Regions from separate parts of the Homo sapiens genome. Here region 2 is linked to region 1. A link is a loop called in an ENCODE intact Hi-C map of the cell type or tissue named here. Cell type or tissue: HepG2. All regions are shown on one strand. Each heading gives the region's core, and the rest is flanking DNA. Links, peaks and the distances in the headings are about the cores only. Region 1 overlaps RBPJ (recombination signal binding protein for immunoglobulin kappa J region). Region 2 overlaps RBPJ (recombination signal binding protein for immunoglobulin kappa J region).

Evidence for each region. A loop is a pair of places that touch in the nucleus more often than their neighbours do. Peaks named below come from ENCODE experiments on the same cell type or tissue, not always from the same donor. Only the 100,000 strongest peaks of a DNase experiment are listed, where the experiment ranks them.
Region 2: it touches region 1 in a loop (2.7-fold over the local background); 9 of 110 quality-filtered maps call a loop at or near these places.

Annotation. Positions count from the first base shown.
Region 1 is chr4:26,323,375-26,332,508 of GRCh38, reverse strand. The region is part of intron 1 of RBPJ (recombination signal binding protein for immunoglobulin kappa J region); the gene reads right to left. Among named protein-coding and RNA genes, the nearest start is that of RBPJ, 6.9 kb to the right of the region's middle. RefSeq lists an enhancer at 1,268-1,562. In HepG2, for the core only: a CTCF peak has its summit at 7,113; a DNase peak (open chromatin) is centred at 7,118.
Region 2 is chr4:26,368,666-26,377,799 of GRCh38, reverse strand. The region is part of intron 1 of RBPJ (recombination signal binding protein for immunoglobulin kappa J region); the gene reads right to left. Among named protein-coding and RNA genes, the nearest start is that of RBPJ, 52 kb to the right of the region's middle. RefSeq lists enhancers at 4,705-4,754, 4,930-5,430 and a silencer at 4,839-5,133. In HepG2, for the core only: no CTCF peak of the experiment used is centred there; a DNase peak (open chromatin) is centred at 4,999.

The DNA.
Region 1 (9,134 bases), core at 5,666-8,165:
AAGCTAAAAATTAAATAAATGCCTTTTAAATTACATTAGAATTTAAACAAAAATGTATATGGTAGCTTAGGTGGACAGCTGATTTATTTGTATTTAATTATTTAAGCAACTGACAATTTCCAGGACTTAGGGTACCTAAGAAACTGCTGTTTAAGTAAATGACATGTCAGTAAATCCTGTGTGCAAAGTGTACATATCACATTGAATACATGGGAGGAAGGCCAGGACAAAGAATGGCTTACTTACCAATAATTATGAAATAACCTCTGAAAGGTCTTTTTTTTTTTAACATTACAATAGTGACATGGCAACTCCCATTAATTAGTAATATCCATTTAATCAAATAATGACACTCATTATTATAAGCTGTAAGTAAATTACCATATACTATCACTTCTATCTTGGGAATGCTGAAATTAATTCACTTCCTTGACATGTGGATAAGCATGGATGACAGATACAACAGACTTAATGAATCCCATAGTCAAGAGAATAATATTGCCTTGGCATATACACTAGAAAAAATTCACTACACACATCATCATCATGTTCATAAACCAGATCATCTTTCAGTATAAAATTTCAAGTTGTAGCCTCTCTTCTCTGTATGACAGCCTTCTTTCTTTTCACTCTCCTCTGTCCTTCCATCTTCCCTTCCAGAGGCTGTGGAAACAGCCAGCTGCAATTTATTGCAGGTGGCATAACCAAGAAGCTAGAGAGAAAAGAGGCAGAGACTGGAGTAAGCCAGAGGTAACTGCGTCCAGCCAGTTCTCGAGTAGGAGCAACTGAAGCAGAGTGGATAAGGAGGTGTGCAGTGAGGAGGACAACTATGTTCCTGAAGAGGCCACCTGGTCAGTTAGAAATACAAGACAAAGATCATAAGCAGCACCAAAAACAGGAACACAGCAAACGAGGAAAGAGCAGGCAGGCTCCGAGCTGACCATTTAATGAAGCAACACTGGCCGCCGCACTCTACCCATCAAGGCTTGGGTGCTGAGGGATTTACAGTCTTGCTCTAAGTCTGCACATATGAGAAAAAGGGCTATTTTTTAAAAATGCATGTAACATTAAAAGGCAGCTGAGTGAGATAAATAGAAAGGTATGGGAAAAAAAAAAACATAACGTTGGGTACAGGGGTTCACACTTGTAATCCCAGCACTTTGGAAGGCTGAGGCCGGCAGATCCCTTAAGCCCAGAAGTTTAAGATCAGCCTGGGCAACATGGAAAACTCCGTCTCTACAAAACCCAGCTAGGCATGGTGGCGTGCACCTAGTCCCAACTACTCAGGAAGCTCAAGTGGGATGATTACGAGCTCGGGAGATTGAGGCTGCAGTGAGCCATGACAGCACCACTGCATTCTAGCCTACGTGACAGCAAACCCTGTTTCAAAAACAAAAGACTAACACAGGCCTTCCCCTCCCCCTAAAACAAACCAGGAACTAGCTCAGTCACTGAATGTGTCTCAGCCATTATCTAACCTGTCTGTGTAAATGAATGGGTACTTTTAGAATATATGATTAGTAAGGTCTTCTCTGGCTCTAAAATTTCCTGAATCTAATGGATTTAATAATATATATCACACGTGTCACACAGGATGTAGTTACCTTTCTATGTTATGTAAGTTACCATTAGATGGTATGTTACTTCTCAATAGGAAGAGTACAATACAAATAAGAGCACACAGAATCATAGCCTAGCATCAGTACACACCACGCTTCATCATCGTTCATCAAATCCTCTGAGAAACAAATCCTCACAATATCTTCCTTTAAAGCAATTTACGCAGTCATAACAACAAAAAACAATGCCTAAAATCAAACCATCATGCCTCACTTTAAGCACATTGAGAGATGGGGAAATGTGCTTTGTTCACTTGTGAATTTCATTGAGCTTCCATTCTGCTTCTTTCTACAGGACATATTCTAAAGGCATTACACTTTTCTAATTTTCAACAGTCTAAATGAGTTTTCTATATGATATGTGTTTCATATTCCACTTCAAAAAATATAGGTACAGAAAAGGCAAAAAAGTGAATATAATCCGGGGGTCAGTTTCTACGTGGGTTTCTAGGTAGAAAAACCTATCTATGCTGAATGTCAGCTTTATCAAGACCAAGAGCCACCTAGTGGCAAGTGTTATATATTACCAAATCTGCTCAAGCCATATTCATCCAGCAAATAACATTCTGGCAGATGGTAGGTGCTCCACAATTGTGCAAGGTAAGTAAAATAATTGCTCCTTTTCTTATGAAGCTCACTGACAGATTAAACAATCAATTACAGATAAATTTATATAATTGCAGAACAATGTTAAGTGTAACAGAAGTATGCAAAAATAAGCATCCAGCATTTATTAAAGACCTACAATAAGCACAACACTTTGTTAAAAAGGTTCTCTTGTATCTGTTCACCTTACTCAGAACTTTCCCTTTTCTGATTATTTTATCACCAGGTTTTAATTTCAGGTTTTTTCCTACCCTCCCTTCTGAAGGGGGTGTACCCCACTCCCATCTTACCCTTTAAATTCCACACTTCAGAAAAGGGGTAAGGAGAACCTATTTATTGAGCACCTACTATTACCAGAACCAAGCTAGGCATTTTCTTTTTTTTTTTTTGGAGACAGAGTCTCACTCTGTCGCCCAGGCTGGAGTGCAGTGGCGTGATCTCGGCTCACTGCACGCTCCGCCTCCCGGGTTCATGCCATTCTCCTGCCTCAGCCTCCCAAGTAGCTGTGACTACAGGCGCCTGCCAACACGCCCAGCTAATTTTTTGTATTTTTAGTAGAGACAGGGTTTCACCGTGTTAGCCAGGATGGTCTCGATTTCCTGACCTCGTGATCCGCCCGCCTCGGCCTCCCAAAGTGCTGGGATTACAAGCGTGAGCCACCGCGCCCAGCCGGCCCAGTAGGCATTTTCTATCTCTTATTAATCCTCACATCAATACCATGAGGTATTATTTTCTTCCATTTTTTAGACAAAGGAAAAGACCTAGCTTAAGTGAAATGCTCATAGCCACAAACTTATTTTAGTGACTTACAGTACAATTATTCCCAAGTTCCCTACATCACCCTGCCTCAAAAAGAGCTTCTTGGCCTATTCATTCCTAGGCCCACCACCAAAATCAGATTTTGATTATATTTCTCTTATGGTGTCCACCAATTCCAATCTATTTTACACTGTTTACATCCAGCCCTACCTCATCTTAAAACCCTCAATGCCGCCAGGAACGGTGGCTCATGCCTGTAATCCTAGCACTTTGGGAGTCTGAGGCGGGTGGATCACCTGAGGTCAGGAGTTCGAGACCAGTCTCACCAACATGGAGAAACCCCGTCTCTACTGAAAATACAAAATTAGCTGAAAGTGGTGGCGCATGCCTGTAACCCCAACTACTCGGGAGGCTGAAGCAGGAGAATCATTTGAACCCGGGAGGCATATGTTGCGGTGAGCCAAGATCGCACCATTGCACTCCAGCCTGGGCAACAGAGCAAAACTCCGTCAAAACAAACAAACAAACAAAAACCTCAATACCTTACCCTTGTCCTCTGTATCCCTGATTAATATTCAAATAATCACCTTAGGCCATCCATAATCACACCACATTGGGAGACCAAGGCAGAAGGATCACTTGAGCCCGGGAGCTCTGGACCAGCCTGGAAAACATAGCAAGGCTGTCTGTACAAAAAAAATGTTTTAAATTAGCTGGGGTTGCTGGCGCACACCTGGGTTTGGTGGCACACACCTATAGTCCTAGCAACTGGGGAGGGTGAGGCAGGAGGATCCCTTGAGCCCAGGAGGTTGAGGCTGCAGTGAAGTACGACTTTGCCACTGTATTCCAGGCTGAGCAACAGAGCAATGAGACTGTCTCTAAAAAACACCAACCAGCCAAAAAACCAAATAATCAGGTTAGCACTCAAGGTCTTCCAAGAGGCTCCCAATTACTTTTCCAGCTTAATTTCCCATCACTCCCTATCAACTCTCACCTTTTCTATGAACTCCAAATGAAGATAATCATTTACATCTGTGTTCCCACCAACACTAAATATCGGTTACAGCACTTACCATAATCTCCCTTACACAATAATTACCTGTGTACACTCTACCAAGTCATGAGCTTCACCAAACCATTTCTTAGCCATCTTTATAGGACCAGCACAAAGAGTGTCTTATACCTAATAAGTGTTCAACTGCTTATTTAATAAATATATTGTTATTAAAACAATACTAAAAGGAGAGCCACTAAAGCATGGTTATACTATTAACATTTTCCTTAACACCCCTCCTACATGTCTTAGGACCCCAGTGTTTCTGCTTACTCCAAATGGTGTATGGATTAGGAGCTTTGTACAGATCTAGGTAATTTTTTGCATGAAAAATGTTATCAAATTAAAAAAAAAAAAAGATGTGAAAAAACATGCTGGCAAAATCAGGCACAATCTTTGCAGATCTGCAGTTTTCCAAAAGGGAACATATACCTTTGTTCTATTTATGCAAACCAGTCTAAAGCTAGTTTGTACTGGAGGAAATTAAGCTATGTCCATAATAGACTGTTCACATTATTTTAAAAAAACTACAATATTACATTTATATTTCATAAAGCAATACTGTACTTCTATAACACAATATCATACTTATAAAAAAGTTTTATAGAGTGAAAAACTTTTTTTTTGAGACAGGGTCTTTCTCTGTCACCCAGGCTGGAGTACAGTGGCATGATCACCATTCGTTGCAGCCTCAAACTCCTGGGCTCAGGCCATCCTCCTACCTCAGCCTCCCAAAGTGCTGGGATTACAGGCCTGAGCTACTACTGCGCCCAACATTAAATATTTTTTCTCCTGTTATGTAAACTTTTTATGAGAAACTACTCTTATCACTTACAACTCTGATTATCATCTCATTAACAATGCACAGATAATCATTAGCTCTTAGGCTAAGACTACTGAATACAAAAAAAAAAAAAAAAAAAAAAAACCTCCAGGGTCAACTTGATTCTCTAGTGTATTCTGCTTCACATCAAATAGATGCAGTTTTCATTGCAAGGCTTTTGCAACTCAGAATGCATTAAAAAAATGTGTTTTCTATATTTTATTTTTTGTAAACTTAAAATAGTATAAATATTCCCAAGATTGCCGTAAACTTCACCAATATGACTGAAAAGCTCTCAAACTTACCATTATGCATTGTCTCAACACAACAAAATTACACAAATATCTATACGGATAGGTAATTACTACCACTTACAGTGCCTGTGACGCCTTCCCCAACCTCCTACAGTAAATATGACATGTTCGGAAATACATTACCCTTTTTAGACCATTAGGGTATCATTTAATTCCCTTAAGCAGCAGGTCTAATGAGGCATAAGCAACACCATGATGTTGTGCCAGGCCTAAGAGGCATACAGAACTGTGGGCAGGATAAGAGTCTGAGAGATAGTAGCAGCTAGACATTCAACATTCCTACATTGTTACAGCTGCCCAAGCAGAGAAGAGAGCAGTAAGAAATAGACCCCAAAAAGCTGGGGGTGACTCAATGACAACATTCGTGGTCAAGCAGTAATTTAACAAATATGTCTGCTTAAAATGCCAAAGCACATATTTCAAGGGTTGCGGTCCTCTGCACCAAATACATTGCTGCCTTCCTAAAACATGACCCACAAAACCACAGCTTGCAGTATAAAAAGTCCATCTTGAGCCCTGCTCAAGATGAAAGGTTACCAGAGGAAACTGATTCTTATAGTAATTAAAATATTTGTATAGAACGCTTTACTGTTTACAAGTCACTTACACATACACTGTTTCATTTGACCTTATTTCACAAAATTTACCTTATTTGACAGTCACAATGTGCCTGACAGATAAAATATAATTATCATCCCCTATTTTATAGAGGTAGAACCTGAAGCTTAAAGAAATTATCTGTCAGTAATATGTCCATGAGACCTGAGTCTCCATGTAAATTATCAACTTATTATTTGGTTCTATGGCATGGATTCCCCAAAAAGCAGTCTACAGTGTTCTACGGTTTAATCTAACATACATCCCTAGCCATCTAGTACTGAAAACAGTTAAAAATAATGGAATCTTTTGATAAACACTGACAGCCAATCATATAAAAAACAAAAGTGAAATTTAAACTTGTCAGTTTTATACAAATATAATGTAGTATTTTCTAATAATCAAAAAAAAAAACTTTTGCCTAAGAGCCTTACTATAATGTTCTCAGGGGCTATGAGATTGCTTGTGGCTGAAAATATCAATTCCTCTGGGTACTTCAGCAATTACTCCTTACAGAACCAAAGTCAAATACCTATATATAAATTATACATATATATGAATTAGACACACATATACTGTATACACACAAGCACACACACAATTTTAAAATTGTGCCACATGAACCATGTTGCACCAAGATTTCAAAGCACTGAGTCCTATGTTCAAAAATTCTTTTTGCTGAGTCTCTATCATGTGATAGACAATCTTCTAAGTATAAGAATATAAATGATACCTGCCACCAAGTGACAATATTTGGGTGTGATAATTACAACTTAGTATCATGCTTCCAAGAGAATTATATACAGCATTTAATACTGTATTAAATATACAGTATTTATACAGCCAGGCACCAACTGTAGTCTGGTAGATCTGGTTAGAATATTCCCTTAGTCTTGAGAAATAACCTACTAAGGATCATTACTTTTCATACACAAGAACGCATTAAACTGCTGGGCTCATGCAGAGATGTCAAAATACTTTAATATGACTGAAGCACTGATTATGGAGAGAAAATGGCAAACAACTCAGCTGGAGAAGAGACAGATGAAATAGTTATGGAGGATCCTATGCGCCACAGTAGCTAACATCTTTTGAGCACTTGCTACATGCCAGGAATTCTGCTAAATGCTTTCATACATTATCTCATTTAATCTTCACAACAACTTTCTGAGTTAGGAATAATTATCTTGCAATTGATAAAGAGATTAACTTGTCAATGTTACAGGGGTTTTAACTGGCAGGGGTTTTAAGTGCCAGAGACAGAATTGGAACCCAGTTCAGATTAAACACTAAATGTGAGCTCATAACCCTCCACTCTGTTGCCTCTCTTAATGAACGCTGCTAGGGGGAGCCATTGAAAGGTTTTTAGATTAAGCAGTGATCAGATTTGCTCTTTAGAAAGACTGCTCTGCTACATGTAGAAGCTGGATAAAGGTGGTGACTCTAGAAGCAGAAAGAGGCTGTCAGTACGTCATAGTAAACCAGGTGAGAAATGACAGCATGAACTTCGGCAGTGAGGATAAGGGAAACAAATTCAAGAGATTTTTTAGAAGGAAAAATGATCAGTTCTCAGTAATTAAATGTAAAGGCTGGTGAGAGAGGAATTAGGAATCGTGGCTTTGGGAACCAAACGGAATATGGTATCATCTACCAAGAACAGAGAAGCAACAGGTTTCATTCAGTCAATACGTATCTACAGAGTGCTCCTCAAATGCAAAACACTTTTCTAAGGCCAAGAGTCAAATCTGAAATTATAGTCATGGTTATTAGAATTTATTCTTAAGAGCAAATAACAAAGCACTAAAAAATATAAGGCATATTTAAAATTAATCACTGCTATTAACAGACTTGGCTTAGAGTCCAGTGAAAGCATGTTGTACTACCATTTGTTAAATATTACTACATGCAGGCCAGGCATGGTGGCTCACCCCTGTAATCCCAGTACTTTGGGAGGCCAAGGTGGGCAGATCCCTTGAGGTCAGGAGTTTGAGATCAGCCTGGCCAACATGGCGAAACCCCATGTCTACTAAAAATACAAAATTAGCCAGGTATGATGGTGTACGCTGGTAATCCCAGCTACTCAGGAGGCTAAGGCACGAGGATCGCTTGAACCCAGGAGGTGGAGGTTGCAGTGAGCTAAGATTGTGCCACTGAACTCCAGCCTGGCCACAGAGTGAGACCCTGTCTCAAAAAATAAAATAAAATAAATAAATAGAATATTGCTACATGCAGAAAACAAAAGAGGAAAGGCATCCCATAATTTTATAATGTTATTACATTTGAGTTTGACAGAACTTCAATCTCTTACACCACACACACACACACACACACACACTCACACACGACACATCACCCTGTAATTTGTTTTATTTGTCCCTTTCCCTATAAGTTTATGGGGGGCAGGAATAAAGGTATCTGTTTTATTACCCATATTATAATACATATTTGGGATTTTAAAAAATCCCACTATCGCTACTGTGTCTTGCCAAGAACTTAAAAACCTCCTATTTGACTTCCTATAAAATATGACCTACTTCACATTAGCTTATTTCAGTAACAATTCCTAGACCTTCCCCACAGTTTTCATCCAAGGATGCTCTCTGCGAATCTTAAGGCACAGCAATCCTGTGCAGATGTGGCAAGTTATTATAATTCCCATTTTACTACATAGTTAGGAAACTGGCCCAGGGGAAGTAGAGTAACTTGGAAATAATCACAAAGCCAGATGCCAAAAATAACAACTTTTAGTCAATCCATGAGAAAATACTGCCCCTAGTTGAGATAACATGAAATTTAGTATTAGGAGGAAGCAAAATGCAAAATAATGCTTTAAAGCCAAGTCCTGGGTCTTATTTCTAAAAATGAACAGAAGAATGAGATGTATAATAACTTTCAAACGAAACAATTTTTTCCTAATGCCTTACCCATCAAGGGTGCCAAAGGTTATTTAATGAATTACATCTGGCAAGAATGGCCTGTCAACCAAACCAATTTTGATCTTACCCACTTAAAAAAAACATTGATAGAAATCTGTTGGTATAGGACAACAGATAACTTTTTAACAAACCTAACTGCTTAAAATCTAATGCCTACAAGTGTGTATTAGTACAGATTTGAAAATATTGCAAGTCTCCTGTTTTCTGAAAATATACTCACAGATCCATCAGCAATATGCATGGATAATAAAATTTAAAGCTTTAACAGTTAATACTCAGAATGAAAGTTCTCCAGCCACAACGCATCCAGATTTCGAAATATGCTGCTGTTATAATTTAATTAAAAGCAGTTTTATTTCACCAATCATGTAAGTAAAAGTATTACACGATTTAGAAAGAAAAACGCAACTCAAATGGTAAAAGCGC
Region 2 (9,134 bases), core at 3,670-6,169, 47 kb before region 1:
CACTCAAGCACCAACTCTAGAATACAAGTGGCTTAAAATAAAAACAGAGAAAGGCAGATAAGTAAAGAATTTACAGAAAAAAATGTCTCAGTAAGCAAATTTCACTAGGGAAACCATTTTAGAAAATATATGCCTGACTCAAACAAAGAATCACATCAAACCTAAGGGTTTTCCACAAAGAGAAATACAATGAAACTTTAAAGAGGTTCCAAGTGTTTATTCAGTTGTTACTAATAACTCCTTCAGACGCCTCACTTCATCTTATGAACTGCCTTTAAAATGGCACACATGCCTTTATGAATTTCAGTCACAGTTCCCTGATGATTTTGTCTGCCTTCTAGTTTGGCCACTGGAAAAAGTAAGATAAATCTTTGGGAGAGGGAAAGCAGTGTTCAAGACCTGAAAAGTGTCACTTGATGAGAGCACACACAAAGTTTATCATACAGGCTAAGTGCATGGACTCAGGAACTAGGTTGCTTAAATTGAAATCCTGGCTTTATTGCAAGCTAGCGGTGTGACCTGGAGCAAGAAATTTACTCAAACTCTCTGTGCTTCAGTTTCTTCAATGGAAAACACAGATAAATGTACTTCTAATCAAAAAGGTTCATATATGTAAAGCACTATAATAGTGTCCAGCACTGAGTAAGCCCACTACTACTCTTTCAAGGCTGGATTACTGAATGATACCTAATCTAATGAATACTGTGAAACCGAAATGGTCCCTTCAAAACAAGTATATATTTATACTGCCTTAAAAATACATACAATCAAATATCGATACAGGATTTTATAAAGAACTCCTAAGCTCAACAACAAAGAAACTTAGTTCATAAATGAGCAAAGGAATAGACATTTCTCTAAGGAAGATACACAAGTGGCCAATAAGCACATGAAAAGATGCTCAACCTCATTAATTAGGGAAATGCAAATCAAAACCATGAGATACCACTTCATACCCATTAGGATGGCTCTGATTTAAAACAAAAAACAACAATAACAATAAAGTAACAAGGGTTGGCAAGGATATGGGGAAAAGTGGAACCTTTCATATATAGCTAGTGAGAATGTAAAATGGTACAGCCACTATGGAAAACAGTATGGTTCCTCAAAATACTAAACACAGAATTGCCATATGATCCATCAGTTCCACTCCTGAGCATATACTCAGAAAAAACAGAAGCTGGAATTAAAAGACAGTTGTACACTAATATTCATAGTACCATTATTCACAATAGCCAAAAGGTGGAAAACAACTCAAATGTACACTGACAATGAACAAATGGATAACAAAAATGTGGTACATACATACATATGATGGGATATGATTCAGCCTGAAAAGGAAATTCTGATATGTTACAACACAACATGAATAAACCTTGAAGACATGCTAAGCGAAATAAGCCAAACACAAAAGGACAAATATTATATGATTCCACTTATATGAGGTCCTAGAGTAGTCAAATTCATGGAGACAGAAAAATTGGTGGCTACCAGGGACCTGGGGGGAAGGGAGAATGGAGAGTTATTGTTAAATGAGCACAGAGTTTCAGTTTGGGAGGATGAAAATTTCTGGAGATGGATGGTGGTGATGGTTAAGTACATTCACAACATCAATGTACTTAATGTCACTGGACTGCAAACTTAAAATTGGTTAAAATGGTTAATTTTACATTATGTATATTTTACCACAAAAAAATATATTTAGTTTGTCCTTAAACTATGGCTTAGAGAGGGATAACTAAGCTCAGCTGTGAAGGGTCCTATGTTAGTGCCAGGTCAGGTGGCTCCAGCTGCCCAGTAACAGAAAAAACAGACAAGTAGTTGTCAAAACTAGCAATAAAAAGGAGATAAAAAGGAACCTGAGGAGTATATGTATGAATATAAATGGTTCCTATTACCATCAAGGTAAGGATACAAAAGGAGAGAGAAGCATAGTGAAGTCTGTTCTAGAATCCACGCCTCCCTAGGAAGGGCGGCCAGAGAGCACGCAGCAAGCATCCCTTTCCCCTGACTTGCTACATGATGGGCTTCGTGCCTGCTTTGTGTGCGTCCCAACAAAGACTGATGGGGACTGAACATCTTCCATGGAAAATCCACAATGTGATTATGGAAAACTGGCTTGTACATAGAAGACGTCACACAGTTTTTTCTTCCTTGCATTTTCTCTCTTATTTCTCACCCTCACTTCAAATTGTTTAAGTAGTGAAATTCTTTTGCCTATTTCACCTAAAACTGAGATGAAGAGGAATGAGGGAGAATGGTAATAATTAACTGTTCTCCTAGATTCTGGTTCCTTTTCCCTTTCACTATTCAACACACATGTAAGTGCCCATTAGGTGTTAGGTACCACACTAGACACTTGGAACAGATAGCAGCAAATAAGAAACACTGTCCCTATCCATATGAAGTACATTACAATAGCAGCTACTGGAGGGCAGGCATTATATTACATACTTTGCATGCGTATCTCACATCATACCCACATTATTCTTTTTTTTTTTTTTTTTTTTTGAGACAGGGTCTCCCTCTGTCGCCCAGGCGGGAGGGCAGTGACATGATCTCGGCTCACTGCAACCTCCACAGGCTGAAGTGATCCTACTCCCCAGTAGCTAGGACCACAGGTGCGAGCCACCATGGCCACCTAATTTTTGTATTTTTTTGCAGAAACAGGGTTTCACCATATTGCCCAGGCTAGTCTCAAACTCCTGAGCTCCGGTGATCCCCCTGCCTCAGCCTCCCAAAGTGCTGGGATTACATGCATGAGCCACCGTGCCCAGCCCTCACATCAATCTTACCAGGTAGTTATTATTATCCTCATCATACAGATGAGGAAACCAGCTTAGAAACTACCTTGCACAAGTTCATATACTGGTAAATTCAGTTCAAAATGTTAACTAGATTATAATGTTCATGATTTTCCACGTACTCTGTTAACTAGATTATAATGTTCATGATTTTCCACGTACTCTGCATTAGGACAGAATTTAATTGCATTTCAATTATGGACACTATGTTGTGAAAAGAGTGCCAGGGGCCGGGCACACTGGCTCACGCCTGTAATCCCAGCACTTTGGGAGGCAGGTGGATCACTAGGTCAAGGGATCAACACCATCCTGGCCAACATGGTGAAACCTTGTCTCTACTAAAAATACAAAAATTAGCTGGGCATGGTGGTGCGCACCTGTAGTCCCAGCTACTCGGGAGGCTGAGGCAGGAGAATTGCTTGAACCCTGGGGGATGGAGGTTGCAGTGAGCCGAAATGGTGCCACTGCACTCCAGCCTGGTGACAGAGCGAGATTCCATCTCGAAAAAAAAAAAAAGAAAAGGGTGACCGGATATGAATTTTTATGACAGAATTGTAAAGTGCACTAACTGACCTAAAACCTTCTATGATATAGCACTGATTTAGTGTGAGTGAGGGAGGCAACAAAAAATCTGAAAGGAAACTTTCTTTCATTACCTTCCCAAACCTTCAGTACTGACTAAATTTTGCAAGGGTAAAGAGTAAATTTTTCCTTGATTACTAGAAGTAAGAAAATGTTTTCTAAAGCTGTAAACATGGCAGAGCATGGTGGCTCACGCCTGTAGTCCTAACACTTTGGAAGGCCGAGGCGAGTGGATCACCTGAGGTCAGGAGTTTGAGACCAGCCTGGCCAACATGATGAAACTCCGTCTCTACTAAAAATACAAAAATTAGCTGGACATGGTGGTGTGCGCCTGTAAGCCGGTGGCGGGCACCTGTAAGCCCAGCTACTCAGTAGGCTGAGGCAGGAGAAACGCTTGAACCCAGGAGGCGGAGGCTGCAGTGAGCCAAGATCGTGCCACTGCACTCCAGCCTGGGTGACAGAGCAAGACTCCATCTCCAAAAAAAAAAAAAAAAAAAAGTAAAAAATAAAGCTGTAAACACAAAATTCAGGAAATCTAAAGACATCTGTTATGGGTGCCACACCTTGACTACATACATACACACATAAAGACACTTGTGTGTGCACATATATGTATGTCATAAATCTGATGCTGAAACAATTTCTCTTGCATTTTTCCTGCACAAGAGCACTATGTTACAATTGCAGTAGGGACTGTGACAGTCTTCTGAATGTACGGCTTACACTATCAATCAGAATTCTGCAAAGAACGCTTTTTTTCTAAATTGAAAAAGAACATGAATCTACATAGAGTTCCATTTAATGAAGAGGTTTTGTGTTCTTTTTTCTGTTGGTAGAAATTACACAGACACAGTACCAGTCCAGCCTCCATCAAACCATGTTTGGCCAATTTCTTAGCAGCCAAGCCTTTGACACACAGTTTGGTATTTTCATGTACTTGAATCCAGCAGTGCATCTTTCCTTTTCAATAACAGAGACCAGAGCATTTATGGAGCCCTTCAGAATAAGGCCTAATGCACAAAGGAAAGACCATCAGTCAGGTTTATAAGGGGTTAAGCTACTTCAGAGAAGCCTGCCCCTAAGGAAAAAATTAAAGATGACAATTGCCACTTTTAAACACATATAAAATAGGACATTGTAGATATTCTACACGAGTTTAAAAATAATGCAATAAACTAAAATAAAATGATGGGAATCAAAATTCCTATGTTCAGAATGGGGGAGAAGAGATTTCCAAAACATTTTATGTAACACCATTACATGAAAAAGGAAATGCCTTTTTTGCTTGAGTGTTAATACAAAGCAATACATTTCTTCTTTTGAATTGTAACTTACATTATAATGATCAAACCTACATTTGTGGTAAAAATGAAAACCACTTTGAAGAAGCGGTCTTAACCACAATACAAAGCTTACTGGCTTTCTGCCAACGTGTATCTGAGCCATTAAGCTGTCACGTTGCCTTCCTGCATTGCTAGGACCAAAAGAGCAGGCCCACCAGCTAGTATCTGCTCACTCAAGCCTCACAGGAGGCCATGAGGCTCTGAAAGGGAAAAAAACAGCACAGGAGCACAAGGCTTGATGGTGCAAGATCTAACTGCAAGCTGCTTTGCCTTGGGTAATACTACAAGCTCATTAATGCTTCTACAAACATCTGACAATGTTTGCCTTTGGAAAGGTTTGGAATTGAGACTGGCCAGATCACCAAGCACTGATTAAAGTACACATCATCAGTAACTTATGGAAACACTAGTATAGGAGGGAAAGCCTTGAGAGAGTGAGTCGGGGTGGCAATGCAGAAGACAAGAACAAGGCCCCTAGGAAGTGGACACGATTTTCAGAGTTTTGAGTCATTCATGTTATGTATTTACTTGATACTTTGCTATGCTATGTATGAACTCAAATTGTACAAGCTGCAAAGGTGTTGTGTTACAGTTAATTTACTAGTTAACTGTCTAGTCAATCGCCCTACGTCAAATTGCTTAATTAAGAAACAAGAGACTAGTTTTTCTTTAAAGATGAGCTCCACTGTAGCTATTTAATTCTTAATATTCCTCCTCTCACCAACTTCTGCACAGGCATGTTTCCTAAAGTCATGTGGTGTCTCTACTGTCTACAGCACTAGTATTACTGATCTCCTCCCTCATCTTGCCTTCCACCACAGGCAGTTCACTAACAAATTCCATCAACTGGATTTCCAAATTATCTTCTCTATCTCCATTCTCTAAATCTGTAAGATTAGATGAAGTCTCATTGCCACTTATACCTGTAGCTTCCTCAACTGGCTTCATATAGCAAAGTAAACGAGACAGCAATAGACAAAATACATCTCCTTATGTGTATTCTCATTTAAGTATCATTAACAATCCTGAGAGGCAGCATTATTTCTAATTTAAAAAGGAAAAACGAAGGTCGGAAAGCCACAAGGTGAGGGTTTCCCTCATTCCTGACTCTACAATGATCAACAAAGGTTAAAGATAATGAGCCCCACATATAAAACAAATAAGGAAGCCATATTCTGTTCCATAAACTACTTATATTCTTTGCCTTTCCAAAATAATGACTTTATCCCAATTCACTGATAACATTTATTCTCTTTTCCCAGTAAACAAACCACCTATCATTATTTAATGTTTCAAAGAAATCACTTCTTAACCTGTAATTGATTTCTCAGCAAACCAAAACTGTTGAATCCCAAGGATGAAATACTGTAATATTCCAATTTGAGAATATGAAGCAATAGCATAAGGTGAAATAAACCAGGGAAATCTGTGTTAACAGCTGTAGAGATCACTCAAATTCAGACTCCTAAAGAATTATAACTAAGTAACCTAGCAATGAAGAAAATGTCATACCACTGTATTTGTGCTGAGAAAAAAAAATGCCAACTAGTTTCCACAATAAACTGGAAATGCACACTCAATATTTTAGGCTATAACTTTTAATCCTGGGCAGTATTTTTTCTTAATAGCATACATGCCCATTAGAGAAATATGGCCAAAGTTATAAGCTTGTATTATTCACGTTCAAGATGACTCATGTGTGTACAATATTGAGTTCTCAAATACAAATCTGTATGCAGTAGGTGCTCACTATATGAATAAACTGTAATAGCAAGTCATCTGTTAAAACACATGCAACCAAAACAAAAAGATTATTATGGAATTTTATCTATTAAACTACATTATTATTTAGATCAATTACAATTTAACATGATTAAAGCACAGTTAAATGATGATTTAAAAAAACTGATCTGTAATGTTTAAGTTAATTTCCACGATGGAGAAAAAAATTGTAAGTTGACATTAACTTTTCAATTTTTTTTTTTTTTTTTGAGATGGAGTCTCGCTCTGTCGCCCAGGCTGGAGTGCAGTGGCGCAATCTCGGCTCACTGCCAGCTCTGTCTCCCAGGTTCACACCATTCTCCTGTCTCAGCCTCCAGAGTAGCTGGGACTACAGGCGTCCGCCACCACGCCCGGCTAATTTTTTGTATTTTTAGTGGAGACGGGGTTTAACTGTGTTAGCAAGGATTGTCTCGATCTCCTTATCTCGTGATCTGCCGGCCTCGGTCTCCCAAAGTGCTGGGATTACAGGCGTGAGCCAGTGTACCCAGACCCTAACTTTTCAAATTTTACAATGGAGAGAAAAGGGAACTATTTTACCAAATTCAGGTAGCTAAAACTGATAGAACTATCTTTCCTATGGAGAATGCCCTACAAAGATACAACACTATAGCTTACTGTTATTACTTGCTCCACAAGCAATGTTCTTTAATGAAGCATGGTGCCACTTCAAGGAAGTGATAATCCACATTTTTGAAAGATTCTATAAAGAAGTGGTATCAAGATCTAAATGGGAGTCTCTCAATACACCTTACAAATTCCCTGATGTAGTTTTGTTGAGTCTAAAACTAATTGATTGGAAAATGTGATACACCATGTTCAGATCTCCAGCAATTACACCCAGGCAATTCTTTACTATAGTAACAATAATATACCACTGTGTTTAAGAAAATAATGACATTATTAAACATAATGTTATTAGTTAACAAATTGATTACCTGTGCTTTTAAAATGTTAGGAGCTCAGGATATAAAGAAGAATTTCAGATTGAAAAGAAAACCTTAATTCTAAGTAAAAATTTGAACTTTGGAACAAAAATCAAGTTGAAAGGGAGTCATTCTAACTGTTAATTTTTCCTATTATTTATCAATGTTTTGGTTTGGTTCTAGCATTTCTCCAAAATTAAAACCACTGGTCCAGTTATTATATTTGACAAGGCCTTTATTCTGAAAACTACTACTCATCCTGGATCAGCTCTCTCCTTTTTGGACAATCTCCTAAGATCTAAGATTTATGCTATTCCCAGCATCCTCCTGACTTGATCCTTGTTGGTCAGATAACTTCTCACTTGACCTGCCCAGTTCGCTGACTCAAAAGCAATGTTCACATACTATTCTTTTACAGGCAGAATGTACAGCAAACTCTTTGGTTTGTTCAGGCTGCATGTAAATGAGGAATGGGAGGAGAAGAGAGAGAAAGGGGCTGGTAGGTTGGAAGAGAGAGGGAGGAAAGCAGAGAACACTGGAGTACAAAAGAGCAGTGAAAAAAAAGAGAAAGAAAAGATTGTTTGAGGGAGTGTCACAGCCACCAAGTTGAAGAGAAATAAAAGAGAGCAATGGAGTATCTAGTGACCATAAAAGGGCAACTGTCCACCTCCTAACAAACCAAATCTGGTCAGCCCCAAATATGGAAATGTTTTAGTTGAAATACAGAGCTTTTCTTCTGTGGAATATGAGCATAGATCACAATCAAATAATCTCACACTTGGATATCTACCACTGTGAGAAAAATCTGGTGAATTATTACATAAACTCTTTCCACATTTTGCTTCCTCAAAATCCAGGTTTTTCTACAAAAACAAACAAAGAAAAAATCCCAACACTTTTATAGTTATTCTAGAGCTTCCGTCTCTGTAAAATAGGAATGTTAATTGTTAGCAATCTGCAGAGCTATTGTGAAGACTGGGTAAATCATTTGGTAAGGGAAATCTTGTAAGCGCAATATTGATTCATTGTTAGCATAACACACTCAGATATTCTTGGCCTTCAGATGTACCAATCCCCACCTCACAAGAGTTCAGTGATGACAAATTTCTAGAAATTGAAATCATTTCAAAATAAGATTACCTTCTTATATATCTAGCTATTCTCTCAGTTTGTAAATTAAGAGGTTGGTAAATAAGAGTATGACCTGTTCTGCCATGACAAGATAGATGCATGTCTTAAAAACCTAGTAGTATCAAAAGTTCATTCATTTGGCTAATATTTGCTGAATACCTGTTATGACTATTCACTGTCCCAGGGGATGGAGTTACAGGAGTCAACAAAATAAGCAAAATCTGCTAATGAGGGTAGGGGAAAGAACAGATTTGGAAAGTAGACCAAGGATTGAAAATTGGCTCCCTACAGAGATAGTGACTGTTTATTTCAAATATGAATGCTTTCAGTGTGTTCTGCTTGCACCCAGTCACCCCCCATTTTATAAGCATATTTGTGTCATTTATCTCTGGCCTATCCCTGCCCCAGGGCTAGAATTTCTCACTCAAGTTAGTTTTTCCACAGAAAATTCAACAACAAAGGAGTTTATTTAAAGTTAAATTTCATGCACATTTGATTAATCTAGCTGCTTAGCTGCTGCCACCAACACTTCTACAGGCATTTTTAATCCCCTCACCACCCTTGGGTGC